5 separate regions of the Mus musculus genome follow, and regions 2, 3, 4 and 5 are each linked to region 1. Evidence: chromatin loops called from intact Hi-C (ENCODE). Cell type or tissue: gastrocnemius. All regions are shown on one strand. Region 1 has its middle 70 kb from the start of Fbxo4. Region 2 holds the start of Gm41254 (a long non-coding RNA gene). Region 3 overlaps Ghr (growth hormone receptor). Region 4 has its middle 13 kb from the start of Gm52192. Region 5 has its middle 7.3 kb from the start of Ghr.

Region 1 (5,000 bases):
TCTGAATCCTATGAACTGTATCATTGATCAGTATGGCATGAGATCCCAAAACCTCCAATAGTGGCCCTTATATATTGGAGGTAACCAACCGCTGTCTAATTGAACTTAAAGCCTGATCAACAGGAGGGAAACCTAGGCAATGGCCTGGGGCCAATTAGATCATGGATCTTGAAGAAGAACCCTCTGCTTCCACGTTACTAAATCAGAGTAACTTCTAATTGAATTCTAAATATTTATCTTCCTACCACAGGTGAGTGTAGTTCTTACCGCTCATTAAAGAAGCTTCTCTTTGCATCAGCCAGAGACCATTATGGAAACAAGAACTGGTCAAGATATAGAAGACAATAGATTGTGTAGTGCCCACTGCATACATTTACAGCACAACTCCTGCATCTAAAGCTCAGGGACATAAGAAGATGAGGGCGGAGATGATAAGAGCCAGAGGACCAGAATGTCTGCTGTGATATAGTTTCTTCTCTATGGACTCTACACCTGTAAAATCTCAGCAATATGGTTGCCTGAACAAGACATGAGAAAGGACTACACAAGCTGACATGCTAGCATGGATGGACAAAATGTCAAAAGGATCCACACCAAGGTAACTAATGGCTGCTGAGAGAGGTAGAACTAATACTCCCCATAGATGAGAGACTTAATTGGTTATCCAATTCCAGTGGTACAAACAACTCTAAATAGATTCAGCCTATTTGTGTGGTATGGTGGTGGTGGTGGTGTGTGTATCAATAACGCTACAGGTTGTATGTATGTATTTATGTATATAGATGTAACAATGACAAAGAAGCCACAAAGGTGAAAAGAAATGCAGCTATGGAAGGGGTGGGAGAGAGTTATGGGAAGGGTAGGAGTAATGAAGTTATACTTTTAATTAAAAAGTAAAAAAGATAATGGTATAGGAAAAACAAAAATCTAGATTTGTATCTCAGAAATTCTTTGTTTTGTTTTGTTTTTTTGTTTGTATGTTTTTCCAGACAGGGTTTCTCTGTAAAGCCCTGGCTGTCCTGGAATTCACTTTTGTAGACCACGCTGGCCTCAAACTCAGAAATCCACCTGTTTTTTCCTCCCAAGTTCTGGGATTAAAGGCGTGCGCCACCACCTCCCACCAGAAATTCTTGACAAGTAACCATACTAGTTGTGCATTAATATATGCACTGTGATAAAATAAACTGTACACAACATCCCCCAAAGTGGAGAGGAAGCTTTAAACAAGCTAACAATTACTGTTTGCTGAGTAGCAGAAAGCAGTATTAATCTCTATCTTTAAAAGTTCCTGTTAGACAAAAGATGTCCACTATAAAACAGGGACATGTGCTCAACTATGTTCACAGCAGCCAGAAACTGGAAACAATCTAGAGGCCCCTCAACTGAAGGATAAAGAAAATGTAGTATTCACAATGGAATACTACTCAGCTATTAAAAAGAAAGACATCATGAATTTTGGTGGCAAATGGATAGAACTTGAGATTGTCATCCTGAGTGAGATAACCAGATGGACACATCTGGTACGTACTTATAAGTGCACATTAGCCATAAAGTGCAGGATAACCATGCTACAATTCACAGACCCCAAAATAGTTAAGAAGAAGGTTCTAAGGGAGGATCCTCGACTTTAAATCCGAATAAGAGGAAGCTAAATAGTCATTGGAGGTGGATGGAAAGACGATAGGGATTTAGTTTCATTTCTCTGTATGTGGATATAAAATTTGTTTTAGAGACTTTAGTTCTTCTAATGTGTGTTTTTTGTCATCTTTATCAGTAAGTTAGATGGCTGAAGCTGTGTGTTTTTGGCCCTTTATTCAAGTCCATTGGTCTACATGTCTGTTTGTGCCATGTTGTCTTTGTCACTATGGGTTTATTGTGTAATTTGAGAGCAGGTATTACAGTTCCTCCAGTCTGGCCTTTTCTGCCCTGTGCTATCCAACTCCAGGGCTATTTTTAGTTTAGGAGCTTGGCTCCCACCCACTGAGCATGGCTTTCCATGTAAGCCTTGCTGTCTGAGATGGGCTCTCTGTTCTCGGAAAGTCTCGGCTTATTATGAGTGGGCCCTCCTGCTCTCCGTGGTGCCTCCAGGGTTCTGTCTCACCCTGGGGTGTAGCTGGTGGAAACCAGGCTCCCAGGTGGTTTGCTGTTCAGTTCCTCAGGGTAGCTTGGTTTTTGACTTTTCGCTGATCACTTTTCACTCTGGTGCCCAGCCCCAGGCCCCTGATCATATGTAGGGAGACAGAGGTTCCTTTCCACACCTTATCCATCATCTTACTAAAGTTTGCAGTGGTAAGGGATGTGGTCCTATCTTTTAGGAGATCACCAACTGATTCTCCATTTCAGTGGAGTTTGCTTTCTCTAGTTAGACCATGACCTAACCTAGACTTATTTAGGTTTATTATGAAAACCAATTGAGGTGAAAAGATATTAAACATTTTAGAACCATTTGCAGATGTTTATACCCTTATTTTCCTTCCCTTGGGTCCTGAGTCTTTAACCATTAGAAAAGATTTTTTTTTAAATTCTCTATTTTTAATTAAATAAACCTTTTATTACATGCTTGCCATGATGTAGAGGATAGTACTGCCAATCTTTAAATGGCATTGTTTGAATATATTTTGAGCTTTATTTCATTTCTGGTAAGCTTCCCCCCCCCCCCCCTCCGTGCTTTATCTTAGGACAAGATACTTTCCCTCGTGTATCCTTTTTTCTCTCCAGTAGGGGGCATCTGAAGCTTTTTAAGCTGCATTTTGCAGCTCATTTTTATTTCAAAGAAGCTACAATTGAGTTCTGTGTAGATTTTTTTAAAAATAATTATTTCTTTTTTTTGAGATTATAATATAATTATGACATCCTCACTTTCTTTTTATCACCCCAAATCCTCTTGTATACTCTTTCAAATTTATGGCCTGATTTTTCATTCATATATATGTATATGTATCCACTTATACATATAATGTATTTAGGGAACACAAATATATATATATATATATATGTGTGTATATATATATATATATATATATATATATATATATGTATATATATATAATGTATATAATTAAAATATATGTATATATGTGTGTGGATAACCATTTTGATATGCTCTTCCCTGGGAAAGACTATTCCTCTCACTCTCAGCATCACTTACTTACTTGTAGTTCTTTGTGTAGGTCGAGGCCCTTTGGACTACCCTCTGTCCATGTTAGCATGTCTATTATTATTGCCCTTGTTCAGCTCATGTTGAAGCAGTCATATTGGTGAAACTTCAGGAGTGTAGCTTCTGACATTTCTAGGAGACAGAATTACCAAGTCCCCCCAGTTTCTCTGGCTCTTACAAAATTTACACTCTGTATTCCACAATGATCTCGAGTCTTAGGTGTGGGATTACTTTGTAGATGTATCTATTGGGACTTGGTTCCACAACTCTGCATTGTAATTGGTTGTGGGTTTCCATAATTTGTCTGTTGCAAAGAAAGGTTTCTCTGATAAGAGGTGAGGGACACACTCATCTGTGTCCATAAAGGTGGATATTTAGAATGTAGTTAGGAATTATCCTGGTTTAGTCAAGTGGCTAGGTTCTCTTTCAAGATCTATGACTTTAATGTTCCTGGGTCGTTGGATACGTTTCCAGTCCCAGGTACAGTTTCTCTCCTGTTGAGCAGGTCTCATGTCTAATTATAGAGCAGCTGGTTGCCATGAAGATATTCTTGTGGTCATTGTTGCTGTTCAGAGCATCATAGCTGGGTAGGGCTTTGGGTTGCTTCCCTTCTTTGGAAACTTTTATTGCAAGTTCTAGTGCCATAAAGGATAGTCCTCAGGGAGAAAGTTGTCAGGTTATATCATGCTCAGGGACTACTAGGCCCCGTGTCTTAAGTGCACGTCTTCTGAAATACCCTTCCACCTCTGATGACAACCAAAGACAATAGCAAGAGCCTGCATGTTTTGGAAATCTTTTGGGAGTCTTTTTTTTGTTTGTTTGTTTTGTTTTGTTTTGTTTTGTTTTGTTTTGGACAACCCTAATCAACTACTCAAAAGAGGAAAAAAGGTCTTCTCATGCCTGCTGCTGCTGCTGTTGTTTAAATAGTCTATGGCTCTTGGAGGAAGCATTGTTTGCCCATATGGGAAAATTTCATTTAACTTGTATTATAGGTACTTTTGAGTAGATTTGTAATTGTGTGATTCCTTATGATGTTTTCAGACATCCTTATTGCTATTTTACCCCCTTTCCTTCCATAGTTATCCCTACTTCCTAATTAGAGGCTCACACGTGAGGTACTTTTGACATTCTTCTTATATCACCCAAGCAAGCTTTTCCGATTACTCTTTCAAAAAGATATCACTAAGGCTCCATTGTTTATCAGTAAATCCCTCAATTCTAACTTCCTAGGTGGGGCCTGCCTCTGTGTTCTTGTCTGCCCATAAATGTCATGGCGTAACTGCTCCCAGTGCTTGGGACATTTGTGCTTCTGCTCCAAGTCTTTTACAATCAGTTTCATAAAATCAGAGACCAGCTGTTACCTTTGTGTCATTTTTACCACTCATGAATCCTGGCTTCTCCTCTGAATATCAGCAAACAATTTCTAAAACTCAGAAGCTCTGCATGGAAACCCTGACTCATATCTTGTTTCCTTCTGTGCTAAGGAAATAAAATTATAATGTGTTTTATATCATACTAAGAATCCCCCATCATTTTTTTTAAAATGTTGTTGTGAACAGCAAACTACATAAGCAGATACTCTGCTACATATAAAATATTCGAACCAGATAGATACATTATGTCAAAATATATGTGAAATATGCCAAGACTTAGAGGCTTTATAATAGGGAGTATAAAAGAATATATGACAATAAATCAATTATCCTGTCAAAGGTAAAACATTATATCAAAACGGTTTTCTATGGGAATGCTTAACAAATAATCTTCAAATAAAAATTGAGAAAGAATAAAGACTTGCTGTCCCTTGGCACTGGTTGTGGTAGGTAATAGTGGGCACAAACTG
Region 2 (5,000 bases), 610 kb after region 1:
CCAGGGCTCAGGAGACCGTCCTGCATCAGCCTCCACAGGAGCTGACAGTAGCCATTCACTCTTATGCTTGATAGATGCCTGGGATTGACATGGGACTAAAAGTTGAATAGTTGAAAGAAATTTGCTCAGGTTAGCTCATATTTTTTTCTTGTTTATAATGGGCTGAATTAATATTTTACCATGTCATTCCCCATGAGTGAATGTGTACATGTCGTGTTCGAGTGTGTGTGTGTGTGTGTGTGTGTGTGTGTGTGTGTTTCTGGAACTGAAATCTAAGGAGGATTCATGAATGTTACCATAGCAATTTATCTCTGGCCTGCATTCCCAAACCATCTGTATTACTTTTAAAATAGAAAGTAAATCAGAAAGTCATACCCATCTCATGAGGGTGCTCGCTGCACTGGTCGACATTCTCCTGCATGTGTAACCTACCATAAGTGCACATAGAACTTTCCAGACTGCTGTCTTGCTGAACTCTTTTTAGTGTATCTCCAAAATACATGAAAACCTGGAATGAAGGAAGTTGAGTCTTCTACTAGATGCTGCCCATGTAAGAAATGACAAATTGAAGGCTCAATACAGTACGGTTTATTTGAAATTATATCCCAAATTTAATTATTAGACTTTCAGATGTTAAATGGTTTGTGTTCTCATTTCTCTTCATATTCTTAACAGAAGAATCAAAATGGTGTCATTGATTTTTGTGATAGCATATGCCCAATTTCTTCTACAGAAAATGATAGAAACTGCTGGAAAGAACAACCTTCTGGATATTCAGCTGGAAAAGACTAACAGCTTATTAAAAATAATGCAAACAAAAGAAACCTCGATGAAAGAAGGTCAGTTCTTTGCTGCCTAAAGAAATAATAATCAAGGAAGGTGCTCACTGCAGTATCTGACATTATACCCCATGTTTGTAACCTACCTTACGTGCATATAGAATGTTCCAGAGTGTTGTCTCATAGCACTCTATAGTATAGCTCCAACATAGGTTTAAAAAAAAAAATCAGATTGAAGGAAGTTACGTCTTCTATCAGGTTCTACCCATGTAAGAAATGGCGACTTGAAGTCCTAGTACAGATCTATAAAACCACGTGGGGCAAAACTAGAGCTCCTCCCTCATAAACTGATGAGTCATCAGTTTTAAGAGTTATAACTGAAGCTGTGAAGTGGCTCGGTCGCTCGGTGGGTAAAGGCACCTGCAGCCAAGTCTGATGACCTGAATTTGATCCACAGAATCCACATACAGATCCACAGTAAAACAGTATCAATTACCCAAAACTATCCTCTGACTTACACATGTCATGCATATGCATACACGTGTATACACACACCCAAAGAAAGCAGTAAAATGCGGAAACATTTAAAAAAAACTATATGCATATACTTTCTTTTTTATTTGGTACTTCTTTTTTGATTATAATATCATTTCCCCTCCCCGTTCCTTCCTCCAAGCCCTCCCCTATATCCCTGCTTGCTTGCTTTCAAATACTTAGCCTCTTTTATTCTTTAATTGTTGTCATAAGAAAATATGTATATATGTTTTCAGAGCTGACCGTGAAGAGCATATACAATCTTCGCTGTGTCTCTGAAAGGCCCTAGTAGGATGATCCAGTCCCTAGATCTTATCTTCTAATACCTTTCTCTGATAAAAAGAACCGGGTTAACGTAGGATTAGGCCAGGTATGGTGTGACATTACAGGATTCCCGCACTCAGGAGACTGAAGGAGGAGGATTGTGACTTTAATACAACTATAGATACAGAGAGAGAGACTTTCTCATCTCAAAAATATTTTTTAGAAGGGAAAGAAATGAAAAAACAAACCCATAATAATAGAACTGTCAAAAATAACTGAAAGAGCTCTCGATGACCAAAGCTGTAGTGATTTCATCAACAAAATAGCCTTAATTTGCTTTCATAAGTAAATAATAAAGTAAGAAACAGCTCTCCAGTGTGGCAGAATCCAACTGGCTTATGTAGATAATTTGTCCTCAGACAGGTGGAGCAGGACTCCAGGCACACTCATAAAGTAATTCCTGTTCTGTAGGGAAGCTCACAGCATAACAAGGTGGAACATGTAAATTACATGGTGTCAAACTGGGTAAATTCTACCTCAGCCACAGGATCAATGACATCAAAATTAATACTGTACTACCACCATGCACCTTCGATGTGATGTGATGTGATGTGATGTGATATGATGTGATTTCATACCATATGATACGATGAAAACTATGCTTTACATTTGTAAACTTCTCATTTCTACAGCCCCAATTCTAATCATGAGGTAAGTGTCCCACAGATTCCCATTGTGGGACACTTCTTAGACCTAACTTCTTGTTAGATTCTGTCTCTTAAAGTTTCTACAATCTCCCAGTGGCTCCATGAGCTAAGAACCAAACTTTTAGTCCATGAACCTTTGGGAGACATTTCAGGTCCAAGACTGGAAGTGATGCTTTAATTGCATTTAATTATTTCAAACTACTCTATGAAATAATTACTAATAAACAAACTGATAATTAATACTAGATCCTAAATTTACACTAAAATCAATATTGGTGTACTAAATTATTAAAAATAGCTTAATAATTGAGAAATTTTTAATAGGACAGAATAACAAATTCTGGACAAAAGGATAATGTAGATTTAAGTTTGCAAAGATAATGAAAAGCTTTTGCTTAAATCACTGAATGATACTGTATTTCATGAATTCCTTAGCTACCTAATTTCTAGTGGGGAAAAATGTGGTGAGCCTGCCATCTTGTGTTCAAAATTTTAAAATACTTTTTAAAAACTAGTATGCAAAGAGCTTCAAGGTGAATTTCATTTGCTAATTACTGAGGAAACTTCACCTACCTTATTTCACTAATTGCTAGATTCCTTCAAATAAGTGATGTTCATTACGAGAAAGAGAAGTACTGACAGAACACATCTCTCCTATAACATCATCTAACACAGAAACATGTGAAGCAGGTTATCGGCTAATGCCTACCAAGCAAATGTAATTTAACCAGCATTCTGATAGTGGGAAGTAAAAGCAACAAGAGAAGAGAAGGTGACGGAGAGCTGCGTGAGTGGTTGAGGGAACAGACAGGAGAGCAGGGAAGGGTAAGAGACCATAACAGTAGTCCCTTGTGCTAGTCGTGAGACTTTGGACTTTTGCAAAATAATCATGGTTGAAGAAAATATTTTGCATTGTTTTGAAGACACTGGCACCAAGATAGCTGATGTCTTGGAACACAGTTTTGGGTTTTTAACCCTTTCACAGCTCTCCTCTTGCCCAGGATTTAGTTACAAATCTAGGAGAACATAACTGCTCAGCAGTAACAAAAGCCTCACCTTATATTTCCTCACTAGCTGTGGCCCTCCACCTTTGTGGCCCTCTACCTTTGAACAACCTTACTGTGACTTGTCTCTCTCTTCTTAGTGTGTGCATTCCTGGAAGCATTGCATGCAAACACTTTTTGTGATTCCCAGACATGTCCACATGTGAGTCGCTTCCAGGAAAAACATTGCTAAGGCACATGGGAAAATCTCTACTGTACGGTGCCTTAGAAAAGTAATTACGAAATGTTGGGGTTCATTTCACATAAAGGTTGATTATAAAGTACTTATTGTTTGTGCTGGCTAGTTTTATATCAAGTTGACACAAACCAGAGTCTTTAGGGAGGAGTAAACTTGCTGGGAGGGGGTGGTGCATTACTTTAATCCCAGCATTCTATGGCAGAGGCAGGCAGACCTCTGAGTTTGAGTCCAGCCTGCATTACAGAGAAAGTTCTAGGGCTGAAAAGCTACACAAAGAAACCCGTTACCACCAAGGATCATGCAGATGTCCATGGTATATGTGGGCTGTGCTGCAGCAGGGCCATGTCGATGTGAGTAACCTGTGCAGTCACCTCAGGTCATGTTGATATTCATGGTCCTGCATCAGGGGACTGTGTTGATATCTGTAGTCTGTTGTCACCTGAAGCCATGTTGGTGTCCTTGATTCATGTTGTCCTGGAGGCCGTATTGATGTGCTTGGCCTGTGATGCCACTTAGGGCTCTGATGGTGTCTGTAGTCTAAGCTGGGACAGAGGCCCATGTTGATGCCTGTGGTCTATAATACTATCACTAAAGACCATGCTGAGGTTGGTGGCACATGCTGATACTGGAGACCATGTAAATGTCTGTGGTTGGTGCTCCTGGCTGGCTTTAAGGTTAAAGGAAGCTACTTTGGCAGTTGCATCGATGACTGCAAACTCACAGTTAAGAAAGAGGGACATAGAAGGTGTCAGTATGAACCCCTACTTCCACTACCAACACCCCTGGAAGAAGAGGTAGACAAGAAGGGAAAGTATCAAAGAACACTCTTAAAAGTTGTAATAAGGATGCTGTAGTGTATGTGTTACAATTGAGGGCTTCTGGTGGTGGTGCAGGTGGGAAAGGACTGTTTTCTTTAAGGGACTGGCCACTGAGAGTTTGACCATACTGGAGTTGTGTTCCTTCTCTTTCTCCTCCTCCTCTTCCTCTTCTGGTGTTGGAAAGTCATAAAGTTGGGGAGTGGACTTGGGAGGACTAGGAAATGAATATGATGGAGTGAGTGATGTGAAATTCTAACATAATCAATAAAAATATTAGAGAGAGAGAGAAAGAGAGAGAGAGAGAGAGAGAGACTCCTTTGAGAAAATGGTTCTAGAAGATCAAGCTGTAGGCAAGCTTCTAGGGTGTTTTCTTAATTGGTGATCTGTGGGGGAGGGCCCAGCTCATTATGGGTGGTGCCATGCCTGGGCTGTTGGACACCTGGGTTCCATAAGAAAGCAGGCTGAGCAAGCCAATAAGCTGCACTTCTCCATGGCATCTGCATCAACTCTTGCCTCCAGGTTTCATTGTAACAATAGTAGCCCTAATGCTATATATTGTAATTCATCTTGAGATGTCTGGTTGCTTTAGTAAGATCACATAATTTTAAGTTGAATATTATTTTCTTTCAGCTCTTTCTATCAAGATTTTCAAACAA
Region 3 (5,000 bases), 550 kb after region 1:
TATAGCAAACTGATTTCTCCACACCTGTGCACAACTTTTACTTAAGTCATTCCTTATATAGCACAAAATACTGGAGACAATTTTAAGAGCTGTTTTGATTAATTGGGAAGATGTAATGTTAAGAAAAGTGTTGGCTCACTCTAGAGTATTGCTTTCTTTGGATATCTGCTCCCTTCCTTTCCACATAGCTACATTTTATTTGATTGGCAAGTGACTCCCTTTTAAATGTTCCTGCAACTCTGCTTCCAACAGAGAAGTCTTTAGGGAGGAAGGCATCTGGAGCATTAAAATGGAATAAAAATCTCAACTCTCTATCTTGGACCTTTGCACAAAAGTGTATAGCTGGCAACATCAGGGGAAATATGGAAGCCAAAGAGAATAAAATGGAAGTGTTTAAATAACAAACTGACAGTTTATTTTCTGTAGAGATGCTATTGTTTCTATATGGTGTGTCTCCAAAAATATTCATGTCAGAAACTTGGTCCCAGTGTGGCAGTATTATGAGGTGGTGGGACTTTAAGAGGCTGTGTTTAGAAAATGGTTCTTAGATTATTGGGAACCTTAGCTTTGGAAGAGATTAATATAGTTCTTAGCAAATCACAATTCATTCACAAGAAAGATATTCTTTAAAAACATGTGACACAAACTACTTAGTCCCTCTGACGTCCTATGTCACCATGAGATCTTTCTCACCACACTCCCAACCTTCCATTGCCCCTCACCAGAGATGAACTGAAGCCAAAACGCTTGATCTTGAGTCTCAGAACTGCAAAATAAATAAATAAATGTCTTTTCTTTATAAGTTCCTCAGCATCAGATAGTTCTTAATGGTAATGGAAAGTGGACTAATTCAGAAGACCGAGAGTCTAGGTCTCTTGCTTCATTTTACTTATTTATTTATAAATATGTTAAGCTGTCTCAAGTCATAAAAATCTGGATCCTATAGCCCATTAGTATCATAGTCATATAGCCAGTTTGCATGTTCACATGCTTAAAAATTCCTTACACATACATAGTACTCTATTTTGTTTATCATAGGCTATACACAAAAATAAATTCATAGGATTGGATATACCTCAGTGGTAGAGAGCTTTCTTAGCTTCTACTCAGGCCCTGAATTCAACACATATCACTATAATCTATATGCATATGTATATATACATATTTAAATTTTATATATAGCTGAATCAAATGATATTCTGAAAGGTGTTTAATATTTATTAGAGCAGAATGCTTCTTGAGATATACTTTAAACAAGTTTACTTATTTAGGGAGAGATAATTCTCATTTAGTGGTTTATAAAACAGGAATTTGAAGGCAGAGTCTATATCTTGTTTATCAACATGTTATTTTAAAGGTGTTGCAGTACACATCAAATTAGAAGTCCATCCATAATAAGAATAGAAGTTAATCTCTGTTTGAGTAGTCTTCAGAGCCTTTTCTGATTTGGAGGCTACCGTCCATTGGATTTGCTTGGAGCAACTGAGAGCTTGTTCTAAGGCTATGAAGAGCATGCCATCGGCTGCATTCTGATCAGTAAGACAACATTATCAGCTCATCTTTGATTTGAAATTTCTTTATATGAATCTTTTAAGCCACTTCTTTGTTACAAGACAGTTATAGCTGAGCTACATCTTTTCAGTCCATATACCCTTTAAATCAGCCAAGAAGAGCCTGAAAAACTTCTGCAATGCCAAGAGATGAGGGATTAATTTATGAACAGGCACTCTGAATCATGACCCTTCCACTCTTTGTGTGAAGTTCCTCCCATAGCATGTGACTCATGTACATGGGCTTAGTGACTCTGTATGAATCTGATACGCAGTATTAGAAATCCCTCTTAATTTCTTTCTATCCCTTAATGGATCACCTGACATAACCAACTGCGACACTAGATAATCTTTTGGGTCCCTATGGCTGAACGTGTAGATACTAATTTTACTTAATTTAACAAATATCTCTGTTGCCAGGATTCCCCACCAGCCTGCTAACATCTCTTTTTCAGCCCTTTGATTCTGGAGCATATCCTGCAACATGCTCCCTTAAACCTGCCCATTCCCTCTCCCTGACTGTTACTCTCCATTCTTGAAATATATAGCCTATTGCCACGCCTCCCCAGAAAGCAGCAACCTGAACAGCTCCAAGCTCTCCAAGCTGTAGTTGTCCACCACTAATAGTTTGTAAGGGCAACCTTGGTAAAGAAAGCTTATGAGAAAGCTCTGGCTTTGGCGTACATGTTTGAGAGCATCAAGAAATTAATCCCCTTTCATTAAACCCAAAGACTTAGTTTCATTTTGTTTCCAGTCTGCCTATCTATTGACGGTGTACCTAAATACCTATTTGCTGCCACCTAGTGTATTGAAATGTAGTGACATGTGATTTTTTTTTTTTTTTTGACATGTGAAATTTTAATTCATTGGATGCTGGAACATAACTTACTATTCAGAATGACTCTTCATTTTGATTTCTCATAAGCTTCCACTTTATTGCTGTGACCTAAAAATCATCATAATTTTCTGTCATACAGTCTAGGGGCTCAGGAGCAAGCCAAGCCCTGAAAATGGTACCCTTGGATATTAATTAGGCTTTGCAACTCTTGGGTACATAGTAAGCACAAAACAACAGAAACCATGATTTTTACTTCATAGAGGCAGTAGAACACACTCTCACTCTTTACCAACCACAGGATCATTGGAAGTTCGGTCCCTCTTTAGACAGCATCTTTTTCTGCTTGTGGTAAAATGGGATGGCAAGTCTGGCTAGCTTCAAGCTCTAAGAATCTATGACTCTAAATAAGCCAAAGCCATGTCCCAGAAGACAGCTCTGTGCTTGTATGAATGTCATTTCTATGAGAATATCTGACCTCTGGTTATAGATAGAAGTGAGCAGAGCTCCTGACTTGAATAGGAAGGACCAAATGGCAGGCAGTGATTTTATTCTTGAGAGCTGTCCCTGGACTGTTGTCCACCAATATATAGGCTAATCATATATATATCTCCAGCCTCCTGACCTCTTAAGGAAATTTAGAAGTGAGCTCCTGTAAATAACCTATTTCCCAAGCTAGCTTAGAATGTTGCATCCCCTTTATTTAAACAACACTACATAGTGTTTTCAGTATATGTTACAATGTTTCATTTGGGGTTCTTATGAGTCTTATTTTCTCCATCAGTCAGACGGGTTTTTTTCAGTCTGGGACATCTTCAGTTTCTCATTTCTGTGAAAAAAAAAATCTAGCACATCCTGAAGGCATTGCATATGTTTCTCATAATTATGATGTTTTCCCATTTATCTTACATACATGGAGTAAAAGGTTAAAAATAAGGTGTTTTCAGATTGTGTCCACAGCACTTAGTCTCTAGCCTTGGTCTCTACAGCTATCTAGCAGCTCATAGATGCTTATAACTCTTTGAACTTAATGCCAAGAATGAAAAATCCTACAGCATACCATATGGGGAGAAGAACTTTGAAGTGAGAAAATTGTGGTTTCATGTTCCAGCTTTACCATTTACTGCATCTGTGTTTTGTCAAGAAATTATCTGACCTCTCAGAAGCATCCCGTTAGCTATAAGTGAGGATCACAACACTAACACACAACATTTTATACACAGAAGTGTGTGTATGAAATAACAAAGCACATGCTAGGAGTATGGCATACAGTAGGAACCTAATCTCTTCTAGAATACTTTTACACAATGCTTAAGTAAATGTTCTGCTTATATCCAAAGTCAGGGGATGGGGGAAGACTGAAGAGATGACTCAGTTGACAAAACACTTGCCATGCAAGTGTGAGAACTCAATTCAGACTTCCAGAACCCATGGTGCAACAGCATGTATCTCCAATACTCCAGAGCTCATGGATCATCTCTTTTGGTATAGGCAATTATGAAGAACAAAGAAATGTGTCTCAAACAAGGAAGAAGGTGAGACCCAATAATGAAGCATGTCCTCTGATTTCCATACACATATACCATAAAATGTTCATACCTACAACACACACACACACACACACACACACACACAAATAGCATGCATGTACTTTACACAAAAAATATTTTTTCAATTACTCAAGTTAAAAGTAATCAGAATAGTTTTATAATTCTGTGATACATTTACATTCAGAAGCTATTGTCATCAAATGTGATTCTGTTGCCCAAGATGTAAATTCTAGGAATGTGGAGAGACATGGCCATCATGCAAAGAGTGCTCCTAGCATCTAGTAGGCAGAGGGTAGGAATGATGTTAAATATTTCAAATGCACAATAAGGCACTGGGAACATGGATTACCTAGTCTAAAATACCCAAAGTGCAGAGGTGTAAAAAGTTCTGTTGGATTCTAGATACTTAATATAGAAATTCTGAGTAGACAAATAGAAAAAAATGCTTCCATTTTGGTTAGCTATGAGGAGTTTCACCTTGCCAAGGGTTCATATTTTAATTATGAAATATTTTTAATTTTAATTTTAATTATGAAGACTAAGATCAAGTAAAGTTTTGCTGTTTTTCCTTGAAAGTCAATTCCCAGCTGTATCTAGACCTACTAAAGCACTAGAAATAGTGTGTAGCTCTCCTCAGTCCTGGTAGTAGTTATTTGCCAAAAACTAACCACAAGTCAAGTACTGTGTAACTCACATCTCAGTGACTATAAAGAATAAGGACAATAATTCTGCTAGCAAGTTGTACATTTGAGAATCAACCTCAAATCCCACTAGTTTCCAAGCTCATCTTTCCATGGTTATATTAATGATGTGATCCATGGGCATTTGTAACTCTCTGCCAAAGCTTACCATAGCTCTTCTCTCTGGACTCACACGGAGATGAAGCCTGAGAGTCAACCTTGCTCCCAGGATCTGCTTCCAAGAATTTTACACTAACTTCCGTGACTCAGCAACTTACACAGTTGGACTCTTAGCTGAACTCTTGTAGTGTATTAGAAAGTACAATGGGAGAAGTCCTGGAAGACAGCTGTGAGCTCACATGTTCACTCCATGCCAGTGGAAGTC
Region 4 (5,000 bases), 710 kb after region 1:
CAGGGCTGCTCGTGGGACAAGGAAGGAAAAGCATGGAGTGTTAGAGGTAGCTCTGTGTTTAGAGGGACTGCTTGTTCTGCTAGAGGATACAGGTTCAATTCCCAGATCTCACAGGTGAGCCACAACAATCTGTAACTCCAGTTTCAGGAGATGTGATGCCTTCTGTTTCTCTGTAGATGCCAGGCACACATAGGGTGCACAAACATGCACACAGGCAAAACACTCATCCACGCATGGTAGAATAAATCTTGTTCAAATTAGTTATAAAATTTCAGAGAAATGGGAAAGCTGGAGGGAGATACTGCCCAATATGATTTTCAAAATAGAATTTGAATATGTTATTAGTTATTGCAAGAACTCTTCTATGCAGAATGAAGTTAAATCGTCCAGTCCAACATTTCTGTTCTACATGGCAGAAAAATCGAGGAACTGAAAACTAGGTATTTTTAGGGGATTTGGAGAGGGGATGAGATGAAGTAATACTCCGTGGAAAACGGAATGTGTGGGAAGCTGCAAACGCCATTACAAGATGGCGCTGGCTACCACTGGCACCACCCATGATTATGGGTAAACAAACAATGTGCGCATGTGCATAAGAGTTTTTTGCCGAGTCACTGCCTGGCCCTACGCATATTAATGAGGTACTGTTAGCATAACTACCAGTCACTCCTAGGCCTATATAAGCAGCGCCATTTCTGGGGCTCAGGGTCTTTCGCCTAAGTAATCAAGCTCTCCCAATAAACGTGTGCAGAAGGATTCTTTTGTGGTGTCGTTCTTGCTGGCGAGTCGGGCGCTCACAGGAATGGTTCTGGGGTGAGCTATCAATCATGAGTCATTCCCCACTTCACACTCACAGGTGCATGCAGGAAGCTGACCAATTTTGGATGCAGACAAGAAGATCAAGTTGTCTGTAACAGGTCAAGGACCACAGTAGGGGAAACAAAAGGCCTAGAATAACAAAGAAAAAATTCGTTATGTTCATAAATACAGCTTTCTTTAAAAAATGAAGTAGAGATGGGGGTGTGATAAGTATTCTTTTAAAGATTTATTTATTTTTATCCATGTGCATTGGTGTTTTGCCTGCATGTCTGTCGGTCTGTGTGAGAATGTCAGATGCCCTGGAGTTGGAGTTGTGAGCTCTCATGCGGGTGATTGATGGGAAGTTGAACCCAGGACCTCTAGAAGAGCAGCCAATGCTCTTCACCCCCAGCCCCAAGATATTTTAATGTAAGTTAAACACAGGGATTTATAAGAAGAGGGGGGTGCTCACTGAGAAAGGTCAGACACACTACCTAGAATGAATCACATTCTTAAGTGTGGAGGTGAGTACCTCAAGTGTAGGTCAGTCATCCTTTTCCCTGCAGGTGACATTTGATAAGTTGTAAGACCATCCCAAGACTAGGGAAGTAGACAGATAGCTTTTAAGACCTGGAGTGACTTACTGTGTTCAGGAAACAAGACCCCAAAGCAGGAAAGACTAGCCTCAAGCACATAACCCATCTCCCAGTCACTACATTGATGGCAGTTCCCTAAAACTGGAGGCTCTGGACCCTGCGTGGAAAGCTTTAGAGTAAAGACTCGAATCGTTCTGAGTCTTGAGGCTGCAGTGCCTTTCTATAAAAAAGAGAGCAGGCTGTGCCTGCAGAGAAAGTGTCAAATCAAGGAACAATTACGGCCCAGCTCCGATGTTCCTGACCTGGAACGGTGCCTGAGAGAGGCAAAGGGACCCACTCCCGTAGTAGGTCACACACTTGGCTTCAGACCTGGGGTTTTTGGACAGCTTTCCTTTCTGGCTGCCCTGTGGAAGGTCACATCTTTAGCTTTGCACCGGATGCTTTTACGCACTGATCCTTTCCAGCTGCCTACAAACAGCTCATATATAACTTGTCTTTGTAACTTCAATAATGAGTACATGGAATGACTTACAATAATCCTTTGAAGCATGCGGCAGTGAGACGGCTCAGCAGGTAAAAGTGCTTGTCACCCAACAGTGTAAGGCTGGTGACTTGAGTTTTGTCCTTAGAACTCAGAAGCTCCAGGTAGAAGAAGAGATCAGCGGGCACCTGACTTCCACACGTGCCTGCTCACACATATATATCATACACACAAAAATAGCAATTACAAATAAACAAAAAAGAGTTCAAAACATATTGACAAACAAGAACTGATTTATATAACCTTATTTTATGATTTATATTTTGTAAAAATATATAATTTTATATTTTATGTATTATATAATATATAAATAGATAACATGTAAATTTATATATTGTATAACAACATATTAAATATAAATAATACCTGTAAAATTAGAAGATATAAATTTATAAATTCTAAACTTTATAAAACATTGTTTGTGACTGCCGTCCCACCTCAAAAACTAAATATCTAATAAGTATATACTTTTATCAATAAAATTTAACAACTTAGTATGCTTTAAAATATACTGAAAATCTTTTCTAAAGCCTTCTTATGCAAATTATTTTGTAGTTGACACACCATTTCCTATTACATACTTAGCAAGCCTTACAAAGACTTGCTTACAAGGGCTCTGATCTGGCTAGATTGTGCCACCTGGTGGTAGCATTGGAGAACTGTTCAAATGTCTTCAGACCAACTTGCCTTGGTATCCAGGTCATGATTAGCAAACTTAAGGATAGATAAGCATCTCCTCAAAGGCAAGGATGAGGGAATGTTTGTTTCCAAATAAAAAAGGGTGGAGGAGGAGTCAGGCCTATCCTGTGACTTGGGATCTGGGTATATTAGGAGTGTACAGTGAGAAAGTAGAAATTTGTTCATGCAAAACACAGCATTCATTCCCGTGAAAGGGAATAAGAGAGAGTTAATTACGGAGCCTAATATGAGTGTTCTGGCCTCAGTGGGAGAGGATATGCCTAACCCTGCAGAATCTTGATGTAGCAAGGTTGGGGGATACCCAGGTACCCAGTCATACCCCACCCTCTCTGGGGAGAAAGGGAGAGGGCATCAGATACCCCTGGAAGTGGATTTATAAGTGTTCAGAAGTGCCTTGCAGATGGTGGGAATTGAATATGGGTCCTCTGTAAGAGCAGACAGTGTTCTTAATCACTTTCCAGCAGTGACCTGAATTGTAGTAATAGGACTCGATGGGCCTTGAACTAGTCAGAAGAGGACACTATCCACAGAGGTGGAAAGATGTCCTGCATATTTCCTGAAGCCCAGGTTGCCCCCAGAAACTGTTGGAAATGAAGGCTTGTATCAGGAAGGCACCTGGAAAGGAGTGAAACCTCAGCCTTGTGAATATCTTACAGCATGACTTCCTTCAATCCATTCCTGGAAGGAGCCAGAGAAACACCAGTGTAGGTCTCATGCAAGGTCTGTTGAGAAAATTTCCTCTTAGCTTGATGCAGAATTGTCATGATTCTGGTTGAAGTTGTTCATGATGATTAAAGCCTTCTCTTTATTCACCCACTGAAGAATTGGCCTCTTTTTTCCCATTTTTTTATTGGTTATTTTATTTACATTTCAAATGTTATCCCCCTTCCCAGTTTCCCCTTCAGAAATCCCCCCTCCTCCCCCCCCTTGTCTCTTTGAGGGTGCACCCTTACCTGTCCATCCACTCCTGCCTCACCACCCTAACATTCCCCTACCTTTGGGCATCAAGCCTTGACAGGACCAAGGGTCTCCCCTCCCAGTGATGCCCAATAAGGCCATCCTCTGCTACATATGCAGTTGGAGCCATGGGTCCCCCCCCTCCCATGTGTACTCTTTGGTTGGTGGTTTAGTCTCTGGGAACCTTAAGGGGTCTGGTTGGTTGATATTATTGCTCTTTCTATGGGGTTGCAAACCCCTTCAGTTTGAGGAGTTGGCTTTTAAAAGGTCAAGATTGTATGTATGTAAGTTTGGAGCAAGAAGCTCTAGGCCAGTGGTTCTCAACCTTCCTAATGCTGCAGCCTTTACAGTTCCTCATGTGGTGATCTCCCAACCATAAAGTTATTTTTGTTGCTAACTCATAACTCTAATTTTTGCTACTGTTATAAATCATAGAATATCTGATATGGGGCCCCTGTGAAAGGGTTATTCAGATGCCAGGTTGAGAACCAATGCTCTGGGCTGAAATCCCTCTAGGCGGCCTTTGAGGATTTGTAGATGCTAACAGGATTGGTAGAAAAAGCAGAATAACCCACTTGCTGGGATGTCTGTAAAACTGACTGTGGCCTTTCAAAAGAGGACAGAGTTAAAGCATCAATAAATATCCTTTAAATGATCTGTAGGTTACACTTAGGACAAGGGCAATTATCCTATTCTCACAGCAACTGACCTCATCTCACTCCACACCACCTCATCCAATCAAAATTACACACGCTCCAGGCATGAGCTCAGGTTGGTCACAGATAGGTTGAAAGATCTGGATCACGAGGAATAGTCTAGCTTGGCAGGCAGCTTACGCATGCAGTTTCACTGCGCATGTCCGGGCAAGTCAGTAAACATGTGCGGTTCACGGGGCCTGACAATGAAACAGGGCGCCATCTTGGCCCATGCGGCCGCACCCGCTTCCCGCATCTCCTCAAGATGGATTTCGATTTAAATAATTTAGAACTAGAAAAGCTACTCCTTACTGAAAAGTAGCAGAGAGCTGCTCATACTGTAAGCTGCTTAGAGAGTAATCCTTCCTTATCAACTTCCTTGGACTTAGAAACTAGGTTGGATTTAGAGACTAGGTTGATGGGCAGTGGTAGTGCATGCCTTCAATCCCAGCACATGAGAGGCAGAAGCTGGAGAATCTCTGAGTTCTGATCTACAAATCAAGTTCCAGGACAGCCAGGGTTATACAGAGAAACCTATCTTGAAAAACCAAGCAAGAAAAAAGTCTACATTGATTCCCCAGTAGGTAAATCTGTGATTGCATTTCTGGAGACAAGTAGAGGATGAAGACTCTGACTAAAGAACAGGTTAATCCCAGATGAGTTCATAGTATTATAGCATTTTTGAGAGGTGATACATTGCCACGCACTCTGGTC
Region 5 (5,000 bases), 320 kb after region 1:
CAAAGGTGTCTACCATCACATCCAATTTTTATGACACATTTCAAGAACTAACTAACTTTACCATTATTTTAGTTTTACCTTTTATTTTCTTTATCTCATTTCTTCATCCTTTGGTTTATATTCATATTTCCAGAAGCCACTTCAAGTCCGCTTTAGGAAAAATTGGGATATGGATATATTAAACATCTATGTGAATTTTAAAAAGATAAAGATGTGGATAGATTAAAACCTCTGACACCATGTTTGTTTTAGAAAATGCCAATCAACAGAAATAAAGTGATTGCCATGCAGCAAATATCATGGCTTATCTAGATCTATTATATAAATATGACAAATGACTTAGGGGGAATACCTAATTTCACATTGTATAATGGATGTTTCTAAAATGCTGTGAATCAAATTATTGTAATCTCTTTGGATAAATGCTGAGGGCTGGTGGAACTGAATCATGGGAAAGATCAAATTTTAGTTTTGATGGCCCTCCATCTTAAGTCCTACAATGGCTAGTTAGACTAGTTTATATCCCACTCACAATGTATACAATGAAAGAATGTTTCCAATGAGCACATTCTCTCAGCATCTGCTGTTGTTTTCTTAATGACTGCCAGTCTGATGGGGGTTAGAAAGAGTTACAGTGTAGTTTAATTTATGGTTTTAGTGATGAGGAACTTTTTTCACATGTTTATTGGCCACTTGTACTCCATCTTCTGATGGTACATGTTCTGATGTTCTATGTTATAAATGAACCGAAGTGCTCGATAACAGAGAAGTAGACAAATAAAATGTGATGAATATATACAAAGGATTTTCTTCTAGACATAAAGATGGATTAAGTCACATCATTTGCAGGGAAAGGAATGCAGCTGGAGATATTAAGTTATTAAGCCAATTTCTGCATGGTAGATACTGCATGATTTCTCTTATTTGTAACTTTATAAACTTTATGCAATCACATATGCGAAATGTCATGAAAGGAGATGTGAAAATGTCTAGGAAAAAAATGAGATTTGCAATAATAGGAGAAGAGGCAAGAAAGGGGGGATAAAGAGGTATGGAGAGACATGGTCTCTCTTGCATGACAATATTCTTATATAACCCAATGTCACGCACAATGAATGTTCACTAAAGCTTGTTAATTCTATGAGAATTTTACACAATGTCTTTCGATCATATTAATTTCCCTACTCTTCCCTGCTCACTCCTCCCCGATCTTTTCCCTGACTTTACACCCCACCCCACCCCAACTTCCTGCCTTTTTTCCCTCTTTTTGAATAACCCACCAAGTTCCATTTTGGCTGCCATATTCTTCCAGGTGTGAAACCATCTCCTGAAGAATGACCAGCTACCAGGTAGGGGCCATAATCCTTAAGAAAAATTGACTCTGACTCTCCCCCCAGTCTCCCTTAGCTCTCTCAGTAGCTGCTCCTCCCTGCTGCAAGTTGGATGTTGCTTGATTCATTTTTGTGTGTGTCTCAGGTTAGGCAGTCAGCCCTGCTGTGTCAGTGAGTGCAGTGTCCTGTCCTAAGCACAGGATACTCCTTCACTCTTCTCTCACACCTCAACCCTGGCTCTTACCATCTTTCTGCCTCTTTTTACAAGATGGTTCCTGAACTGGGGACGTTTTATGAATTCTTAATATTCACTGAGTTCTACACTGAGATCCTCAACTTAAAAACTGCATGAAACATTTTGCTACATGCTCAAAGTCCCACTTTAACTTTGTTACTTCTAAAGAAATGCACATGAGTCTAAACAATCCCATACAATAAATATTTTTCTTATGGCCCTGCCAGAGAGGCCCTGAGCTGGTTTTCTTTCTTCCAACCATATCCTTATTCCAGGAACAAGAAATACTTGGGTGAATGTGAAGGACCCATATACAAATGTGCTTCCTTCTTCTAGACCACACTGTGGGTGTCTTGGGCTGGAGTTACAGTTTAAATATCCCAACATCTTAGGATGGAGAGGAGCTTCTTTGGGACATGAGAGTTGAGGTCCAAGAACAAGTAGGGGAGCACTGTGTGTTCATGTAGTCAGAAGCCAGAAGGGGAGCAATGGATTTGAGTGGTGAGCATCACACCAACCACCAGACAACTTGAAGAACATTCTTATGTTCACAACAGCTGAGATGTCTAAATCCAAACCTGTCCTTCTATACCATTATGAAGGTTTATTTCTCAAAGCAAGTTGATGAAACACATTCTCTTCAACAACCCGTTAGCTCAAACATAACAAATATGGAGAGTTATCATTACTAGTCTCCATCTGTCCCTGGCATGTGTAGCCCACAGATGTTAGAGGCGCACCTATATGGGTTGCCTGCACAAGACCTGCGCTACTAAGGGCAGAACAGACGAATCTCTCCTGTGGTTCCTGGTCACTACTGTTAATTGTTTTGGTGCCAAGGAATTAGAGGACAATTTTAGTTCTTGCCACACAGAGAGGCTGGTGGGCTGGTGGCTTAAAATGAGGTGGATACAATACTAGATGCTGATAGCTTGAGAGGCTGAGGGAAGAGTCTCCAGAATAGAGCTGACATAAAAAGGCTGAGTCCCCATCCGGGACCCTACATTTTTCCCTTTATATGATCAGGTCTGGATTTTTACTGTTGTTTGTTTGTTTGTTTTTGCATTTCTTCATAACTTTCTATTCATTAAAGGAGTATAATTTCATACTTGTCACAAATTTTCTGGTAAAATAAATAGTAAGTATAGTTTAGATAAATGTGTTTAACGTATTGTAGTGCTAGAAAAATAAATGATAACTTTTACTAAGCACATTTAATTTCTACGCCTGACTCACTTCCTGTCTTTTGAAATGGAAATCAGTTTTACCTAGTTCTTAAAGTCTGTGATAAAGACATCACAATTTGAGAGGCAGCTCAGCAATTAAGAACACTGATCTTTCAGAGAACCTAAGTTCCATGTCCAGCACTGACATGATGTCTCAAAACCTGTATCTCCAATCCTAGTAGATCCAGCACCCTCTTCAGGCCTCTGAATTCACTACGTGTTTGTGGTGCACAGACATACATACCAGCAAAGCACCCACACATGTAGTAAAATAAAATAAAGATATCTTTTAAAAGATATCACAGTTTTATAGAGTAAGATGTCTTCACATTTCATCTGATTCAGAAAGTGCACAGGGCCACTGCCCTTGAGAAAGTGGTATTGCATGGCTAATCCTCTGTCTCCTCCAGACAGTCATTGTCCTATCTAAGGACTTTTGTCAGCCAGAACTAACAGCTTGCTTGACTTTCCAGCCTTCCCTAGCAGACCCTAGGTAGCCAGGCTTGATCCTTCACTGCTCAAACAGTTCAGCATTCTTCCTCTTGGGAAGGCAGCTAAATTGCCTTGAAACAAGTCCGGCTAGCAAGTTCAGAACGTTTTTAGGCATTGGAAATAGCTCTTTATATCTTCTTTCTGTGGCAAGAAGCTGTTACAAGAAACTTTCTCATTCCCGGTCCAATCTCTTTCTTGTTGACAGTCTCTCGTGCTCTTATTTCCTCATTTATTTTGAAAGTAAAGAGGGTGCATGAAAAGAAGCAGCAGGGGATTGAAATGGGGAGAGAAAGAAAGAGTAGAAACCTCTGTATTCCAGAAACACCTGTGGAATGCAGACTGTGTGACTGGTGCCATGATTAGACCATGGGTTCTACTGTGTCTTCCAGACTCTAGGACTTCTGTTCTTCCCATAATTCTCTGGCACTTAGATAAAAGCTCATTGTCCTCCTCTATCTTGAAGAGATACATGCAGGACTGAATGTGATAGTAGAAATAGCAGTTTCAGAAGGAGTTAGGTAACCTGAGAACACAGAGTAGGTGAGGGGAGCAGCCTACTGACTTGAATAAGGAGTGGAATGGCCTGAATGTGTTTCCAAGTGTTTGCTTGGAGAAGAGGCAACAGGAAATGTGTCATAAGGAAAAAATACATTTAAATTTCTAATATTTTCCCCATAGGCTTTTAGAGACAAAACCACATATAAATAATAAAATGGCAGATGCTGACTAAAGTACTTTTAATAAATAACACAGTCACAAAATTGAACAAGCTTCCCAATGAAGGAGTTAGTGAGTTACTCATTGGTGTTATTACCCAGACAGAAGCTAGATGATTGTCTATGAGTTATTTTTTTAAAATAGGCATTTTCATTTGAACAGATAGAGATGGTAACATTTCTCCTCATTAAAAAAAAAATCTCCATGCTTAAATGCTAGAATGACTTCAAGAGGAATATTCATTCATGAGCTTCTTTTGAAATCTATCTTTTCATCTTCCCAAGAGGCTGCCAGATGTAGTTTGCTGTCTTCCAGGTTTGGGGCATACCTGTAGGTGTCTCCAGGTCTAGCAGTGAGAGTCAAGGTCATCCGCATGCCTTATGCCTGTTAGATAGTATGAGCTCTGGATGTGAGTGACATTTTTTTTTAATTCTGCATTAAATGGTGATTTGAAGTCTAAAGTGGCCTTGACACCTTCTCAATGTTCTGAAGAACTAGGAAAGAGGTAGTGCTCCACTTTCAGGGTCTGTTTGATATTAGATGCCAATGTCTTTATAGTAAGGCCTTCGACTGATTGGTGAAATCCATACACATTCCATATTTTTAGGTTCTAATCTGCTTTACTTAAGTTTATTATTCTAAAGACTAATCATATCTTTAAAATCTCTTCACAGAAACATCTTGAAAGACATTTTACCAAATAGCAGGGTACAGTTTCCAAGCCAATTGTCTTAGTTACGCTTTCTATTACTGTAAAGAGACACCATAACCATGGCAACTCTTATAAGGGAAAACATCTGACTGGGACTGGCTTACAGGTTCAGAGGTTTTTAGTCCATTATTGTCATGGTGGGAAGCTTGGGGGCATGCAGGGAGACATGGTGCTGGAGAAGGGGCTGAGAGCTCTACATCTTGATCTGCAGCAGCAGCAGGAGACTATGCCACACTGGCCACACTTGAGCTAAACCTCCTCCAACAAGGCCACGCCTACTAATAGTG

What was found. A loop is a pair of places that touch in the nucleus more often than their neighbours do. Peaks named below come from ENCODE experiments on the same cell type or tissue, not always from the same donor. Only the 100,000 strongest peaks of a DNase experiment are listed, where the experiment ranks them.
Region 2: it touches region 1 in a loop (4-fold over the local background); 12 of 42 quality-filtered maps call a loop at or near these places.
Region 3: a loop joins it to region 1, with 10 times the contacts of the local background. A loop is called at or near these places in 16 of 42 quality-filtered maps.
Region 4: a loop joins it to region 1, with 4 times the contacts of the local background. A loop is called at or near these places in 17 of 42 quality-filtered maps.
Region 5: a loop joins it to region 1, with 4 times the contacts of the local background. A loop is called at or near these places in 8 of 42 quality-filtered maps.

The regions. Positions count from the first base shown.
Region 1 is chr15:3,906,644-3,911,643 of GRCm38, reverse strand. No RefSeq gene overlaps it. Among named protein-coding and RNA genes, the nearest start is that of Fbxo4, 70 kb to the left of the region's middle. In gastrocnemius, a CTCF peak has its summit at 2,730 (motif pointing right); a DNase peak (open chromatin) is centred at 2,060; H3K4me3 peaks cover 292 bases; H3K27ac peaks cover 377 bases.
Region 2 is chr15:3,293,940-3,298,939 of GRCm38, reverse strand. Ccdc152 (coiled-coil domain containing 152) reads left to right here. Exons shown (of 9, transcript NM_001166063.3): 3 at 734-839. It overlaps Gm41254 (a long non-coding RNA gene), which reads right to left and starts at 250. Exons shown (of 5, transcript XR_003951534.1): 1 at 1-250. In gastrocnemius, a CTCF peak has its summit at 2,752 (motif pointing left); no DNase peak of the experiment used is centred here.
Region 3 is chr15:3,353,790-3,358,789 of GRCm38, reverse strand. The region is part of intron 3 of Ghr (growth hormone receptor); the gene reads left to right. The region is part of intron 4 of Gm41254 (a long non-coding RNA gene); the gene reads right to left. Among named protein-coding and RNA genes, the nearest start is that of Ccdc152, 53 kb to the right of the region's middle. In gastrocnemius, a CTCF peak has its summit at 2,348 (motif pointing left); no DNase peak of the experiment used is centred here; H3K4me3 peaks cover 564 bases; H3K27ac peaks cover 335 bases.
Region 4 is chr15:3,200,023-3,205,022 of GRCm38, reverse strand. No RefSeq gene overlaps it. Among named protein-coding and RNA genes, the nearest start is that of Gm52192, 13 kb to the left of the region's middle. In gastrocnemius, a CTCF peak has its summit at 2,572 (motif pointing left); a DNase peak (open chromatin) is centred at 2,573.
Region 5 is chr15:3,588,184-3,593,183 of GRCm38, reverse strand. No RefSeq gene overlaps it. Among named protein-coding and RNA genes, the nearest start is that of Ghr, 7.3 kb to the right of the region's middle. In gastrocnemius, a CTCF peak has its summit at 2,987 (motif pointing left); no DNase peak of the experiment used is centred here.